Linked DNA regions of Homo sapiens: region 1 is linked to region 2. A link is an interaction called in ENCODE POLR2A ChIA-PET data of the cell type or tissue named here. Cell type or tissue: PC-9. All regions are shown on one strand. Links, peaks and the distances in the headings refer to the core of each region. The heading gives the core; the rest is flanking DNA.

Region 1 (8,346 bases), core at 241-8,240, 58 kb before region 2:
GGTTACATATGGCTATAAGCAAAGAGTACCATTTAGAAGTTTTCGATATTTCTTGGTTTTATAGGAATCAGGAAAACAACTTTAGAAAACTCTTGGGCATCCTCAAGATGTCATAAAGAAAGAACAATCTGAGGTGAAAGGAAAATAGATTGGAAAGAAAAGACTACTAATACTCAAATTAAAATTTAATTTGCAAATTTAAATTTTGGAAAGTTAGAATATAAATCTTAGCGATGAACCCTGAAATAAATAAACATAAGTATTAGGCCTAAATACCAATCATAAATACATTTTCAAATCTAATTTCAAATGTCAAAAATAAATCTTGTAAAAGAATAGATCTGAAGCAAAAATAATTTAATAATATCAAGCTGATTCTGAGTCCAGCACCACTTTTCATATAAATAAGAGGGACTGGGAGGTTTGGGAGCAGGGAATGTCAACACTTTCCTTGTGAATAAACAAAAGTTATTGTTTCTTAACTTTCATATAAAAAAATAGAGGCTGGATATTTTGGAAAGTGAGTGGAATAAATATTCAGATTCTTACTTTCCTAATCAATAGAAAACATGAAAGCATAGACCATTCAAAAACAATCACCAAAACAAAGGTAGCAAAAAATTTAAAAATACAAAAATTGAAGGAAAAGAAATAAAACATAAAAGGGAGATAAATACACACAAGGAAAAGAGAGAAACTCAAACATCAGTTTTGAAAAACTCAGAAATAGCAGAAAGTCTACCAGAAGATTGAGTAAAAAGACACATTCAATGTGCTGCTACTATAATATCTCTAATTTAAAAGTGCACATACATGTTTAAAATGAAAGAATGACTAGAGATTTCTCAACCAAGTACAAATTAATTTTTTTATACTTTAAGTTATGGGAAACGTGCAGAATGCCCACGATTGTTACATAGGTATACACGTGCCATGGTGCTTTGCTGCACCCATCAACCTGTCATCTACATTAGGTATTTCTCCTAATGCTATCCTTCCCCTAGCCCCCCACCCCCTGACAAGGCCCAATGTGTGATGTACCCCTCCCTGTGTCCATGTGTTTTCATAGTTCAACTCCCACTTATGAGTGAGAACATGTGGTGTTTGGAATTCTGTTCCTGTGTTAGTTTGTTGAGAATTATGGTTTCCAGCTTCATCCATGTCCCTGCAAAGGATATGAACTCATCCTTTTTTATGGCTGCATAGTATTCCATTGTTGTATATGTGCCACATTTTCTTTATCCAGTCTATCATTGATAGGCATTTGGGTTGGTTCCAAGTCTTTGTTATTGCTATTGCGAATAGTGCCCCAATAAACATACGTGTGCATGTATCTTTACAGTAGAATGATTTATAATCCTTTGGGTATATACCCAGTAATGGGATTGCTGGGTCAAATAGTATTTCTGGTTCTAGATTCTTGAGAAATTACCACACTGTCTTCCACAGTGGTTGAACTAATTTACCCGCCCAACGACAGTGTAAAAGCATTCCTATTTCTCCAAATCCTCTCCAGCATCTGTTGTTTCCTGATTTTTTTTAATGATTGCCATTCTAACTGACGTGAGATGGTATCTCATTGTGCTTTTGATTTGCATTTCTCTAACGGCCAGTGATGATGAGCTTTTTTTCATATGTTTTTTGGCCGCATAAATGTCTTCTTTTAAGAAGTGCTTGTTCATATACTTTGCCCACTTTTTGATGGGGTTGTTTTTTTCTTATAAATTTAAGTTCTTTGTAGATTCAGGATATTAGCTCTTTGTCAGATGGATAGATTACAAAATTTTTCTCCCATTCTGTAGGTGGCCTGTTCACTCTGATAGTTTCTTTTGCTGCGCAGAAGCTCTTTAGTTTAATTGGATCCCATTTGTCAATTTTTGGTTTTGTTGCCATTGCTTCTGCTGTTTTAGTCATGAAGTCTTTGCCCATGCCTATGTCCTGAATGGTATTGCCTAGGTTTTCTTCTAGGGTTTTTATGGTTTTAGGTCTTACATTTAAGTCTTTAAAACATCTTGAGTTAATTTTTGTATAAGGTGTAAGGAAGGGGTCCAGTTTCAGTTTTCTGCATATGGCTAGCCAGTTTTCCCAATGCCATTTATTAAATAGGGAATCCTTTCCCCATTGCTTGTTTTGGTCAGGTTTGTCAAAGATCAGATGCTTGTGGATATGTGGTATTATTTCTGAGGCCTCTGTTCTGTTCCATTGGTCTATATATCTGTTTTGGTACCAGTACCACACTGTTTTGGTTACTGCAGCCTTCTAGTATAGTTTGAAGTCAGGTAGCATGATGCCTCCAGCTTTGTTCTTTTTGCTGAGGATTGTCTTGGCTATACAGGCTGTTTTTTGGTTCCAGATGAAATTTAAAGTAGTTTTTTCTAATTCTGTGAAGAAAGTCAGTGGTAGCTTGATGGGGATAGCACTGAATCTATAAATTATTTTGGGCAGTATGGCCATTTTCACGATATTGATCCTTCCTAGCCATGAGCATGGAATGTTTTTCCATTTATTTGTGTCCTCTCTTACTTCCTTGAGCAGTGGTTTGTAGTTCTCCTTGCAGAGGTCCTTCACATCTCTTGCAAGTTGTATTCCTAGGTATTTTATGTGAATGGGAGGTATTTATGTGAATGGGAGTTCACTCATGATTTGGCTTGCTATTTGCCTATTATTGGTGTATAGGAATGCTTGTGATTTTTGCACATTAATTTTGTATCCTGAGACTTTGTTGAAGTTGCTTATCAGCTTAAGGAGATTTTGAGCTGAGAAGATAGTTTTCTAAATATAAAATCATGTCATCTGCAAACAGAGACAATTTGACTTCCTCTCTTCCTATTTGAATACGCTTCTTTCTCTTGCCTGATTGCCCTGGCCAGAACTTCCAATACTATGTTGAATAGGAGTGGTGAGACAGGGCATCCTTCGCTTGTGCTAGTTTTCAAAGGGAATGCTTCCATCTTTTGCCCACTCAGTATGATATTGGCTGTGGGTTTGTCATAAATAGCTCTTGTTATTTTTAGATATGTTCCATCAATACCTGGTTTATTGAGAGTTTTTAGCATGAAGGGGTGTTGAATTTTATTGAAGGCCTTTTCTGCATCATGTGGGTTTTGTCATTGGTTCTGTTTATGTGATGGATTACATTTATTGATTTGTGTATGTTGAACCAGTCTTGCATTCCAGGGTTGAAGCCAACTTGATCGTGATGGATAAGCTTTAATGTGCTGCTGAATTTGGTTTGCCAGTATTTTATTGAGGATTTTCGCATTGATGTTCATCAGGTATATTGACCCGAAATTTTCTTTTTGTGTTGTGTTTCTGCCACGGTTTGGTATCAGGATGATGCTGGCCTCATAAAATGAGTTAGGGAGGAGTCCCTCTTTTTCAATTGTTTGGAATAGTTTCAGAAGAAATAGTACCAGCTCCTCTTTGTACCTCTGGTAGAATTCAGCTCTGAATCTCTCTGGTCCTGGACTTTTTATGGTTGGTAGGCTATTAATTATTGCTTCAATTTCAAAACTTGTTATTGGTCTATTCAGGGATTCGACTTCTTCCTGGTTTAGTCTTGGGAAGATGTATGTGTCCAGGAATTTATCCATTTCTTCTAGATTTTTTAGTTTATTTGCATAGAGGTGTTTATAGTATTCTCTGATGGTCGTTTGTATTTCTGTGGGATCAGTAGTGATCTCCTTTATCATTTTTTATTGTGTCTACTTGATTCTTCTCTCTTTTCTTCTTTATTGGTCTGGCTAGTGGTCTACCAATTTTGTTAATCTTTTAAAAAAAAACCAGCTCCTGGATTCACTGATTTATTGAAGGGTTTTTTGTGTCTCTATCTCCTTCAGTTCTGCTCTTATCTTAGTTATTTCATGTCTTCTGCTAGCTTTTGAATTTGTTTGCTCTTGCTTCTCTAGTTCTTTTAATTGTGATGTTAGGGTGTCTATTTTAGATCTTTCCCACTTTCTCCTGTGGGCATTCAGTGCTATAAATTTCCCTCTAAACACTGCTTTAGCTGTGTCCCAGAGATTCAGGTACATTGTGTCTTTTTTCTCATTGGTTTCAAAGAACTTATTTATTTATGCCTTAATTTTGTTATTTACCCAGCAGTCATTCAGGAGCAGGTTGTTCAGTTTCCATGCAGTTGTGCAGTTTTGGGTGAGTTTCTTGATCCTGAGTTCTAATTTGATTGCACTGTGGTCTGAGAGACTGTTATGATTTCTGTTATTTTGCAATTGCTGAGGAGTGCAATAGACCAAAACTTCCCATTGTGTGGTCAGTTTTAGAATAAGTGCAATGTGGAACTGAGAAGAACATATATTCCGTTGATTTGGGGTGGAGTTTTCTGTAGATGTCTATTAGGTCCATTTGGTCCAGAGCTGAGTTCAAGTCCTGAATGTTCTTGTTAATTTTCTGTCTCGTTGATCTGTCTAATATTGACAGTGGGATGTTAAAGTCTCCCACTATTATTGTGTGGGAGTCTAGGTCTCTTTGTATGTCTCTAAGAACTTTATGAATCTGTGTGCTACTGTATTGGTTACCTATATATTTAGGATAGTTAGCTCTTCTTGTTGTGTTGATCCCTTAACCATTATGTAATGCCCTTTTTTCTCTTTTTTTATCTTTGTTGGTTTAAAGTCTGCTTTATCAGAGACTAGGATTGCAATCCCTGCTTTTTTTTTTTTGCTTTCCATTTGCTTGGTAAATATTCCTCCATCCCTTTATTTTGAGCCTACGTGTGTCTCTGAACATGAGATGAGTCTCCTGAATACAGCAACACCAGTGGGTCTTGACTGTTTATCCAATTTGCCAGTCTGTGTCTTTTAATTGGGGCTTTTAGCCCATTTTCCTTTAAGGTTAATACTGTTATGTGTCAATTTGATCCTGTCATTATGATGCTAGCTCATTATTTTGCCTCTTAGTTGATGCAGTTTCTTCATGGTGTCGATGGTCTTCATAATTTGGTATGTTTTTGCAGTGGCTGGTATCAGCTTTTCCTTTCCATATTTAGTGCTTCCTTCAGAAGCTCTTGTAAGGCAGGCCTGGTGGTGACAAAATCTCTCAAGATTTGCTTGTCTGTAAAGAATTTTATTTCTCCTTTGCTTATGAACCTTAGTTTGACTGGATATGAAATTCTGGGTTGAAAATTCTTTTCTTTAATAATGTTGAGTATTGGCCCTCACTCTCTTCTGGCTTGTAGGGTTTCTGCAGAGAAAACCACTGTTAGTCTGATGGGCTTCCTTTTGTGGGAAACCCAACCTTTCTCTCTGGCTGCCCTTAACGTTTTTTCCTTCATTTCAACTTTGGTGAATCTGATGATTATGTGTCTTGGGGTTGCTTTTCTAAAGGAGTATCTTTGTGGTGTTCTCCGTATTTCCTAAATTTGAATGTTGGCCTCTCTTGCTAGGTTGGGGAAGTTCTCCTGGTTAACATCCTGAGGAGTGTTTTTCAACTTGGTTCCATTCTCCCCATCACTTTAAGGTACACCAATCAAACATAGGTTTAGTCTTTTCACATAGTACCATATTTCCTGGAGGCTTTGTTCATTCCTTTTCATCTTTTTTCTCTAATCTTGTCTTCATGCTTTATTTCATTAAGTTGATCTTCAATCTCTGACATCCTTTCTTCCAGTTGATCAATTCAGCTATTGATACTTGTGTATGTTTCACGAAGTTCTCATGCTGTATTTTTCAGCTTCATCAGGTCATTTATATTCTTCTCTAAACTGGTTATTTTAGTTAGCAATTCCTCTAACCTTTTTTCAAGGTTTTTAGCTTCCCTACATTGAATTAGAATATGCTCCTTTAGCTCAGAGGAGTTTGTCATTACCCACCTTCTGAAGCCTACTTCTGCCAATTCATCAAACTCATTCTCTGTCCAGTTTTCTTCCCTTGCCGGCAAGGAGTTGTGATCCTTTGGAGGAGAATAAGCATTCTGGTTTTGGAATTTTCAGCTTTTTTGCACTGGCTTTTCCTCGTCTTCATGGATTTATCTACCTTTGGTCTTTGATGTTGGTGACCTTCAGATGGAGTTTTTGTGGGGATGTCCTTTTTGTTGATGTTGATGCTATTCCTTTCTGTTTGGTTAGTTTTCCTTCTAACAGTCAGGCCCCTCTGCTGCAGGTCTGCTGGAGTTTGCTGGGGTCCACTCCAGACCCTGTTTACCTGGGTACCACCAGCAGAGGCTGCAGAACAACAGAGATTGCTGCCTGTTTCTTTCTCTGGAAAGTTTCTCCCAGAGGGGCACCTGCCAGACGCCAGCCAGAGCTCTCCTGTATGAGGTGTCTGTTAACCCCTGCTGGGAGGTGTCTCCTAGTCAGGAAGCACGGGGGTCAGGGACCCACTTGAGGAGGCAGTCTGTCCCTTAGCAGAGCTTGAGCACCATGCTGGAAGATCCGCTGCTCTCTTCAGAGTCAGCAGACAGGAATATTTAAGTCTGCTGAAGCTGCGCCCACAGCTGTCCCTCCCCCCAGGTGCTGTGTCCCAGGGAGATAGGAGTTTTATCTATAAGGCCCTGCCTGGGGCTGCTGCCTTTCTTTCAGAGATGCCCTGCCCGGAGAGGAGGAATCTAGAGAGCACAAATTAAATTTAAGTAAAAGTGACAGTGTTAACTTTGGACAATGTAGGCTTCAAGACAAAAAGCATAAAATAGAATAAAAGAGAGTTGTTTTATATTGATAAAAGTTTCATAAAAGATATATCAGCCATGAACCTTTATGAGTCAAATAATATAACATCCAAATATATTAAGCAAAAATTGGCAGGCAGATAAAAATGAAAACGTTGTCATAATAGATTTTAATACAATGTTCCCAGCTTTGGACAGAACATGACGAATTTGACAACATGGAGATTTGGATTATTATAATTAAGATAATGGTAGCATGGAAATTTGACTAGCATAGTTGATAAAATATATTGTGCTTCCAACGCTAAAAGCAGATTTTCCTTGCATTTGAAGAACACATAGTTTGTCAAATTGGTGAGATAATGATCTATAAGAAGAACGAAGTTTATTAGGAGAAGCAGAAATAATGCAGATCAAATTATCTGACTACATTCCCTGAAACTGCAAATATTTTAATCAAGCTTAAAAGATTCACCAATTACTTGAAAATGTTTGTGCATGTGTATCAGAGTGTCTGTATATATACACACAAATACACATATATACATATGAGTACATAAACATGCAAATACTTACACACATATATACATATGAGTACATAAACATGCAAATACTTACACACATATATAATCTAAACTTTTTTTAATAGTAGGAAACTCAAAATTAAAAATATAAATAAATATTACTGTATTTCACAATATCTAGGATTTGCTTTAGAATACTGCAAAAAAAATGGGGGCATGGGGGAATAAGTATGGCAAAATGTTGATAATTGTTGAAGTTTGGTGATAGGTACCTGGGGGGTGATTAAACTATTCTGCTTACATTACATACATGTGAAATTCTTCATATATAAAAGGTGAATATTTTTAAAGTACTGCATACTATAACACATGTTGCTTAAAAAGCTGTAACCTGGAGGCAAATTCATATCCTAAATGCTATCAACAAAGAAAAGTTAGGAAAATCAGAAAAAAAAGATACTATTAAAAATGAAAGCAGAAATAAGTAAAAATGTTTTAAAAAATAAAAATATACTAAAATTAATAATTGTAAGAACTAGTTCTTGCAAAAATTATTGGAGTAAACATTCAAGAAACTCAATCAAGAAAAATTCAAGTATCCAAACCTTAAATAAGTAATGATAATAAAATGAAAGAACATTTAACATGAAAAAGAAAAGAAACTATAAAGCATTAATAATTAATAAAAAAGGAAACCATAATAATCTAGAGGGAAATCTATATGAATATTTAACTTATTTCATGGTAGATTAGTACCACCAAAGCATTAAAGCAATGGATGAAATTAAAAAATAGAAAGCATGATGGATATATTTAATGATAAAATTTATAATGATACATTAAAGCGATCAAAACAAAATTAATATTCAGATGACAAATACGTGGACCTGAATCAGGACAACTACAATAAAGATGGAGAGAAAGGAGATTCAAGAAACACATTACAGTACACCAAAATGGGAAAAAACAGTTGATTTTTATTTGAATGTTGTAGGATAATGATGCCACAACTAGGACAGAAAACCCAGGCTTATACAGGAAAGATGATTTCAATATTCATCTACATGCCCAGTTGCCAGGCCACTGGATTCATAAGTCTGAAGATCAGGGAAGAATTTAGGAGCTAGTAAAATGGGATGGGAGTCATCAGAACAGGGGTAATAATTGTTGGCATGCAAGTCAGAAAAAGCATTCAGAAAGAGAG
Region 2 (8,346 bases), core at 97-8,096:
TGCAGGGGTGTGTGTGTGTGTGTGTGTGTGTGTGTGTATGTGTGTATGAGAGGAATAGAGACAGAGAAAGTTTCATGTGTCTAATTTCATTATAAATTCTACCAGGGCAGAGACCATGATTCCACTTCTTCTATATCCCCCTAAGTGCCCAGCACTGTGCCTGGCTCATATTTGTTAATCAATAAATATTTGTTGACTTAAACAAATAGGTCTAACCATAAGTTTCTTGCCATATTTGTCCCTACTCGCTTGTTTGATTAAAGCAACATATTATGACCTGACTGATATAAAAATGAAAACCTATGACACCAAAGGTAACTGGAGGGGTCTCTTGAGTATAGAAACACTGGTCCACAATCTCCCATCTGCAACTGTGAAAACAAAAAGCTATGAAAGGCTTTTCATAACTCATGTGGCAGCAAAACCAGACCTGAACTAATTTCAAGAAGATTATTTAGAATCTTTATTTATCCCACTCAATGTGAATATTCATACACTGCGATGCAGAAACATGAATGTGTTTGATTATAGGGTGCTGCCCCAGACCCAGCTGGAGATATTGCATAATCTGCGGTATATGCACCATAGTACCTTTCTAAAAGAAAATTTCTAAACACGTCTCCGTCTCAGGGATTTTGGGTAGTGAATTGTAGACTACATGTGTGTGCTTCCTGCAACCCAGTCCCTGACCTATTGCACAAATGAGCTACATCACTTAGTCTGATTCAATAATTTCTAAAGAAGAGACATTTGAACTTAAAGTATAATACAAAAAAGAAGAGACTTTTGAAAGAGACAATGCTAAACAAATCAACTTATATGCCATATCAGATCATTTCATTTTACATTTCATATCAACATCTCATATTGTTGAGATGTTGAATATGGGTTGTGGATCGCTTTTGGGATTATGTTTCCCATTTGGGAACACGTTTTCCATTCTTTCTACTAAAAGGCATTTCAGTCTATGAATGGCTACTATGTAGAGGAATTTCATAGTTTCTCTACTGGATTTTCAGAATAAATCACATGTTAAATGCTGATTAAATCATATCAGGATTTCAATTGACCCCTAATGTTTCTAAACATATATAGCAATGCACTGTACCACAATAGCGTCCCTCGTTAGTGTTCCCTTGATGACCTAACTTCATTTTAATATATAATATGAAAAAATACATTCTCTTGAATTATTTTTAATATTATAATGTTAAAGGAAACTTATTTGATCACTATAAAAATGCGAGAAGAAAAAGAATCAAAAATATAATTTTCAGTTTTTAAGAATCAGAAATTGTATACAAATAACATACAAAGGCATTTAACAGGGTCTTTTTAAGCTCGCAGCATTATTCACTCAGCCCTTGTCAAGTGCTTTCCTTTTTGCATGAGTTTGCCACCTCCCAGCAATGCAGTTTACTGTTGCATGTGATGGGGAAGAGACCTGTTTGTACTGTCACAATGGCCAATAAACCTGAGCTGGAGACTCTTCATTTTAAACCTAAAATAAATAACTAGATTTCATTTAAACCTCCCTGTGTGAACCACCACAATCTTCCTAGTCTTCACTAGCGGCTTTTAATGCCCAACTACTTAGGAATCACAAGAGTGTCGGAGTGTTTAGTGACTCTGATCCTCCCATCAGTAAACTGATCTGGTGATAAAATGGAAAGGGCCTTGTACTATTTGCATTTTTACTCAGTTTAGTCACAGATCACAAAATAAATTAGTAAATTGAGCAACAAGGCTTCCCATTTGCAAAACCCCAACGTTCAAAGTAATCATCTATGCTTAAATTCACAAATCCTTAAAAATGTAATAATTTCCCTGTCAACTAACAAAAATAACAGTGCTACAGCATTCATTTAGAACTCCCTGTATGCTAAAGGCCATGGCTGTGTTTGAATTTGGAATTTTAATATTTAATAAATGAATGGATTTTATAGGTAAATTTTCCTGACACCTTCGCCTCCTTCAAATATTTAGGACACATGATAAAGATGGGGGAGAAATTGAGGGGAGGTATCCGATAATTCAGCAGATTGACTAGTGCTCAAGTACACTCAAAGTTCAATAGACACTGGAATAATGTCACATTTAAGGTCTCTCAAGGCATGAGAGAGTTTAGCTTAGCTACTTGAGCCAACGTGATAGCCCAAGCAGGCTTGCCCCCTCATCACTGTCACTCAAGACAAAAACTGCAATGCTTAGAGATGGCAAGCTCATACCAAATGCTACAAAAATTTTCAAACTCAAAATATTATTGCTCTGTAATAGAGGCTGGAGTGACTCACAAAGACACTAACATTCTCAGTTTAGAGTAGAAAACTTGATCAAGGACTTCGGAGGAAAGCCTATCTTATTGGGAATATGCAATAGTTTTTCTGTCTGCACAGTGCTCCAGGCGAGGTCTCATCTCACAGTGGCCTTAAGGAGAAATAAAGGAGATGAGTCACCACCACTGGGATTTTAACTGGCACCCTGGGAAACAGGTTTGCAAATGCTGAAACCAAAGCTCCAGAACTTCATTTCTTTCTTAAAAAAAAAAAAAAAAAAAAGACTGGCGGGTTGGGGTGGGGGTGGTGGGGCTCTCGAGTGGAATCAAATCCAGGCTGTTGTGGTAAGAAAGCCCATGACAAACCTTTGGCCCACCTAAGATGAGTTAATTATAATATACAGTAGTAAAAAGTACAAAAGCCCTGGGTTTGCCCCAGGCTATGCAATATCTTTATCAACATCACTGCAGCATGAAATGCACAACTTTGAGTCTGTAATAATGGTATCAGGTAGCCAATTAAATGTAATGGGAAGAGGAAGCTAAACAAAACATAGAGGGCAGGGAGGAGAAAAGCTAATACCCAAACTACTTCAAAATATCCAAGTTATTCTGTTTCAACCAAATCACTGAACACTAGAAGCAGGTCAACACTGAACTTCATCTACTGAAATTCAAACATCAGACCAAACTATTTTTATTGTACTTAATTTCTACCAATAGTTGTGAAACAGCAAACATGCTATAGGGAACATGGTACATGATCTAATAAATATAATACAGTGGCTGCAATAAGCACAAGTGAGACTAACTAGCTCATGGTTTTACTGGTAACTAGTTTGTTTTTAATAACCACAAGTTTAAAATATAACTTAGTGTTGATTTTTTTAAAGCTCTCAAAGGTAAATATAAGTAAATAAACAAATAAATGAACAGATAATAAATCATAGCAACAATATAACTCTAGGAGAGAAAAACTTGTCTAGTGAGATATTTTATGTGTCATAAAAACAAAGATGAAAAGTACTATTACTTGAGGTTGAAACACATTGTTTCTGAAAATATAATGTGACTCCACGTGACCTCTACTACCGTGTGCAAACAAGAAAAAACAAAGCAAAAACAAAAAATTCCTATCTGATTCATCATAACACATTCCTTCCTGATGCTAATCTCATCTCTTCACTGTGCTACTCCGCAATAATAGTGGTCATCTAAGTCCTGTTAATCCTTTTAGCAAGCACTAATAATTATGCATTAGTACAAATAACATTGAAGCCTTTTTTCAAATAATTACATATATAATGAATGTATCTTTTAAAAGTTGTTTACAGCTAATTAACCAATGAATAATTGTTTTCTCTTCCTGAACAGGGAAAGCTTATCTTAGAGTCACAGTTAAAAATGCTTTTTTTCCAGTTTTACAGATGTTGTTAGCAATTAAAACTGTTAAAACACTATTAAAAAGAACTCCTTGTATTAAAGGGCTTACTCATCCCAGTTGTTGTGGTTTCTCAACTACTGCATCTTTTAAAATCATTTCCAGTTTGAAAGGGCACTGGTGGCTCCAAACCCAACAGACCTCTTTGTAAATAGTTCAGATCCTTCAGTATCACAACACAGTTTGCTTGTTGCTATATGACTAGTTTAATTGTGGGCTGTAATAAAGGTCATAATTAATATCCCAACACAGACACTAACAAACAATTTTAAATTGCCAGCATAATCAAATGATGCAAACATCTATGAGCTACAAAAGTTCATTGCCGCAACTGACAATTTCTTAATTGTATTCAGTCATTCATGGAAATTTTATTAACATCGAACTGATGTATCCTGCCCTTACTCTGTCACAACACCAGGGATCTAATTTCATTATTTTCCACAAGATTTGCTTGACTACTGCCATGATTCTAATATTGCTTTAGTCCAGATGTTTATGCTATTTAAATTAGGAAGAAAAGCCTTTTGGGTAAACACAATTAAAGAAGTTTTTTTTCAAATTTAGTTTAACAAACTTCTTTTAATTAATGCATATAGCTGCAATGTTGAGGCTTTTTCACTGATTTTATGTTCATTTCCTACTGTGTGCAACATATATTGAGTGTACAGCTACAGCTAAATATAACCAACCACCTTTTAATTTTTCACTTACTTCTGAGTGCTCATTAAGGTGAAAAATAGAAGCACATGACTGCACTTTTAACTTTAATCAATCTCAGGTGTGTGTGTGTGTGAATGTGCATATGTGTGTGTCTGTATGCACAAGTTGCATCCATGGAGACATACAGGTCACAAATACACAGAAATACCTATATATAAAACTCTAGATAAATCTATCTGATATTTGGTCACCTTAAAAATTCCCCTTTTTATTCATTTTTTTTTTTGCAAAATAATCCCATAGTAATAAGTGTATTTAGCAACTCCCAGTAGTCTAAAATCGAATGATGTTTTCAATGCATTGAGAAGTCTTAGGAAAAAAACAGTAACAAAAAACAAAAAACTCTGTTAATGGATTACTGATGCAATTTGTTTTCATGAGAGGAGCTTCTGCCATCTCATAGGAGCTTAGTTCTAATAAATAAATAAGATCTTTGTTCTCTTAGGTAATCATTTTCATTCATTGGCTTCCTTATTTAAGTGATTATAATAGCTCAGAAATACTGGCAGGCTGTTTAATAGTGGAAAGCTAATACATTTACATCACTTTTGAAAAAAGTGTTACGGTCAAAATGCCTATGTGTAGCAAATGGATATTGTACTACTCTTAGAATAACATTATTTATAAACAATATTAAATTATTAAATCGACATCCAAGGAATGTCATCTCCTATTTAATGGTGTATGCAGATGCTACAGAATGTTTCATGAAAGTATCGGCACCTTCAATGTTTATTAAACCAATGAACTAACCAAATTTGGGCAATCTGAATAAACCATAGTGTTTCCATGTAAAACAGAACCTCAGAGATACTTCAAAATCATCTGTAAGAATGTCAGTGACAAGAATTTTAAGCTTACCTTGTTTTAATATCTTATTTCAATTCTGATATCAGCACAATCAATTACACAACTTCAACTAACTGATGAAACTCCCCCAAGTATATCTGAGAAAAACCAATAAAATTTCCTCTAAGATCTAGGCTTGAAATGTCTCAATATTTCACAAGCACAGGGATATTTACAAACAATGGCAACATCTGCTATCACTCTAAAATCATGCCTGCTTCCATTTATCTGGAAGAGGTTAGAATTTTCTCAATCCATAAAATCTTTTCCTCAACAGGAGTTTGGATGGCGCATAATATCACTTTAGTGATGGGTTTCTCTTACTACTATTATTTCCCTGTGACTACATTGATTAGGAATGGCTATTTCTTGGACATCTTATATTACCTAAAAAATCCGCCTGCTAAGAAACTCCCATTGAGTAAAACACTTCCCTTCATTTTAAAAACTACATAACAAAATGAATTATAGCCTTCTCCCTTCCACTATAGAATTCAGGTGACAATGCAAGTTTAATGAGACTTGGTTAGAGTTTTTCCTGGGGTTATTTACTTATTACACTATTACTAATATCCAGAAGGGAAGCATCTGGCTATTCCCATCCTTACAAAATAATTATTTAAAACAAGAAAAGAAAAACTTTGTGTCCTAAATTTAAAAGACTTCTATAAAAACATAATCTGAAGTTTTTGCATCATATATGTGTTAGTGTGTATGTGTGTGTGAGAGAGAGCAAGAGACACAGAGAGAAAAAAAGATAAAGGAAAAGGAAGGGAGAAAGATTGAGAGAGAAAAATAGTTCATGACAGGCATAATTCATCTGGATTACTGAAAAAATTTGCCCGGGGTGGGTTCTATACCTTTAAATGTTAGTTTATTTCCCTGATGAGCTCTCTATTTTAGAGAGCTACATTTGGCAAAGTTTCCAAGTATACCGTGTCAATTTTATAAAAACTAAAAATATTGTTGAAAAAATATTATCCCAAGAACATACGTAAAATTATAAATATTCAGCACATCAAGCTTTTGATATACTTTAGTGCACATGAACTGAGTAGCTGTCAAAATTACAACAGGCAACTCAAGTAATTATGCAGATTTATGCAAAACATTAACAAGAAGAATTAAATGCACAAATGAGGTGGCTACACTTGAATTGTTAAGATTATGAATAATTACCATGAATCTTTTTGCTCTTAATATAACTTGTTTTTGATAAACAAAGCCTTAATTATCAGAATACTTTTGAGAATTTTGGTGACCTTCATTAATCTTACAAAACAAGTCTCTTGTGTTCTGCATTGTAAAAGGCACATGCTCAGAATAAGTACACGAAACCTTGGGAAAAGCATATGTTAATGGCTGCTACAAACTGGTGAAGGATACCTCTGGTTTCAGGTACACAGCATTCTGTACACGTAGCCAAAATAAGACTCAGAACTAGAAGGTACTTTCATTTGGAAAAATAAAAATAAAAAATAAATAAAATCCTGCTACAAAACTGTGGAGGGAGGCAGGAAGAAGAAGAGAAACTCTGAAAAATTGTTTCAATTTTGTAAAATATTGGGTTAATTTTAAAACAGAAGGAAAATAGCAACCTATTAATTCTTCCTCTCTAAGATGCAATGAGTTCAATAAATCATTTCTAAAATAACAAAGTACTGAAAACATTCAGTCATAACTCTTTTTCATGTATCTTTCAGCCACCAATTTTCCTTAGGCAGATGCCTCTCCCAAAGACTATGGAAATTGTACCCACCACCTTGATTGGTAGACACAATTTTCTGAATGTGATTCTCATATTCACTCATCTCCACCAATAATTTTTACCCTGCCCTCCTTCTCTCAGATAAGCAGTGGGACCTCTTCATGTCCCCTCAGTTAATTTCAGAATTAATTTGCAACGCTGTCATCAACACTGTAACAATTCACTGATCAACAGTTGCAATTCTTCATAACACTGTCAAACTCCCAGCTGCCATGGTGGCAAGCTGCATTGCCCCGACTCCAGACATACTGCTTTGGGACTGGTGGAAGAAAAGGACTTTGGAAGCATCTAGGCTTTAAAGCTATCCACAATATCTCTTCCCTGGAGAGCAAGCTGTCAGATCAATGATGTTTTTGTCATTAAAAAAAAAAAAAAATTAAAAATTAAAAAAACAAAAAACACCGCGTGAGAGATCTGAATATGTTTGGGTAAATATCAAATACTTTGATGCATAAAAATTAACTTAAAGAGGTCACACTCCGACAGGGTACATGCTTGCACTTTAAGAATGGTTGTATTTTTATATATTATTACATGACAAAATAGGCCAGGCCAGGAAGGTCTAAATATCCCAGGGACAGTACAGATTGTGCAATGACTCAGAGGAACAGACAGTAAATACTGCTAAATTATGCCCAGACAAGTTAATAATTCTCAAGCATATTTCTGAAGACCATCCTGGCTAAAACACATTACCAGCACATTGCCAAGTCCCTGCCTGCTGTCCCAGAAACTTTTAAGATTTAAAGAGAGTAACTTATTTAAAATGATTTTTCCCCTAGGATTGCGTCCAAGTCAACAGAAAAGTAGCCGCCTGGGACAATCTGCTCCCATGTCTGTCCCTCATCTCATCACATGTGTGACTGTGCTATTGGAGTCATATTGGTGGCCCGATATTGCAGAAACACAGAGGGGTTGACCAAAAAAAGAAGAGAAAAGAAAATCCTTTTCAAATTGAGAACAAAGAAACTTTTACTTCAAAAATTGAGAGAAATGTATCTAAGCACTTGGCCTAGATCAATAAAGTAATAACGAGATCATTTCCTCATTCACAAAAACAAAAAATGAAAAGCTGGACTTGATAGCTACAGCAAGAAAAATTTTTCTTTCTACTCACTAGTAATTCATTAACCATCTTTCTTATCAGTTCTCACTACTTGTGGCAGAGGGTATTCAGTGGTGTCCTTTCCCCTCCCTGCTTCCCAAACCCATCACATACACACAGACATACATGCACCTTCTTTAATTATTCTGGTTAGGTGTTCACCAGTCTTAATGAGGTGAAAATAC

What was found. ChIA-PET counts read pairs that join two places held together with the same protein. Peaks named below come from ENCODE experiments on the same cell type or tissue, not always from the same donor. Only the 100,000 strongest peaks of a DNase experiment are listed, where the experiment ranks them.
Region 1: POLR2A ChIA-PET joins it to region 2 with 14 read pairs; 2 of 35 experiments call an interaction of 5 or more read pairs at or near these places.

What each region holds. Positions count from the first base shown.
Region 1 is chr2:58,687,153-58,695,498 of GRCh38, reverse strand. All of the region lies in intron 2 of LINC01122 (long intergenic non-protein coding RNA 1122), which reads right to left. Among named protein-coding and RNA genes, the nearest start is that of LINC01122, 170 kb to the right of the region's middle. In PC-9, for the core only: no CTCF peak of the experiment used is centred there; no DNase peak of the experiment used is centred there.
Region 2 is chr2:58,629,254-58,637,599 of GRCh38, reverse strand. The region is part of intron 1 of LINC01122 (long intergenic non-protein coding RNA 1122); the gene reads right to left. Among named protein-coding and RNA genes, the nearest start is that of LINC01122, 110 kb to the right of the region's middle. RefSeq lists an enhancer at 3,061-4,738. In PC-9, for the core only: no CTCF peak of the experiment used is centred there; DNase peaks (open chromatin) are centred at 2,419 and 3,339; H3K4me3 peaks cover 1,114 bases; H3K27ac peaks cover 1,981 bases.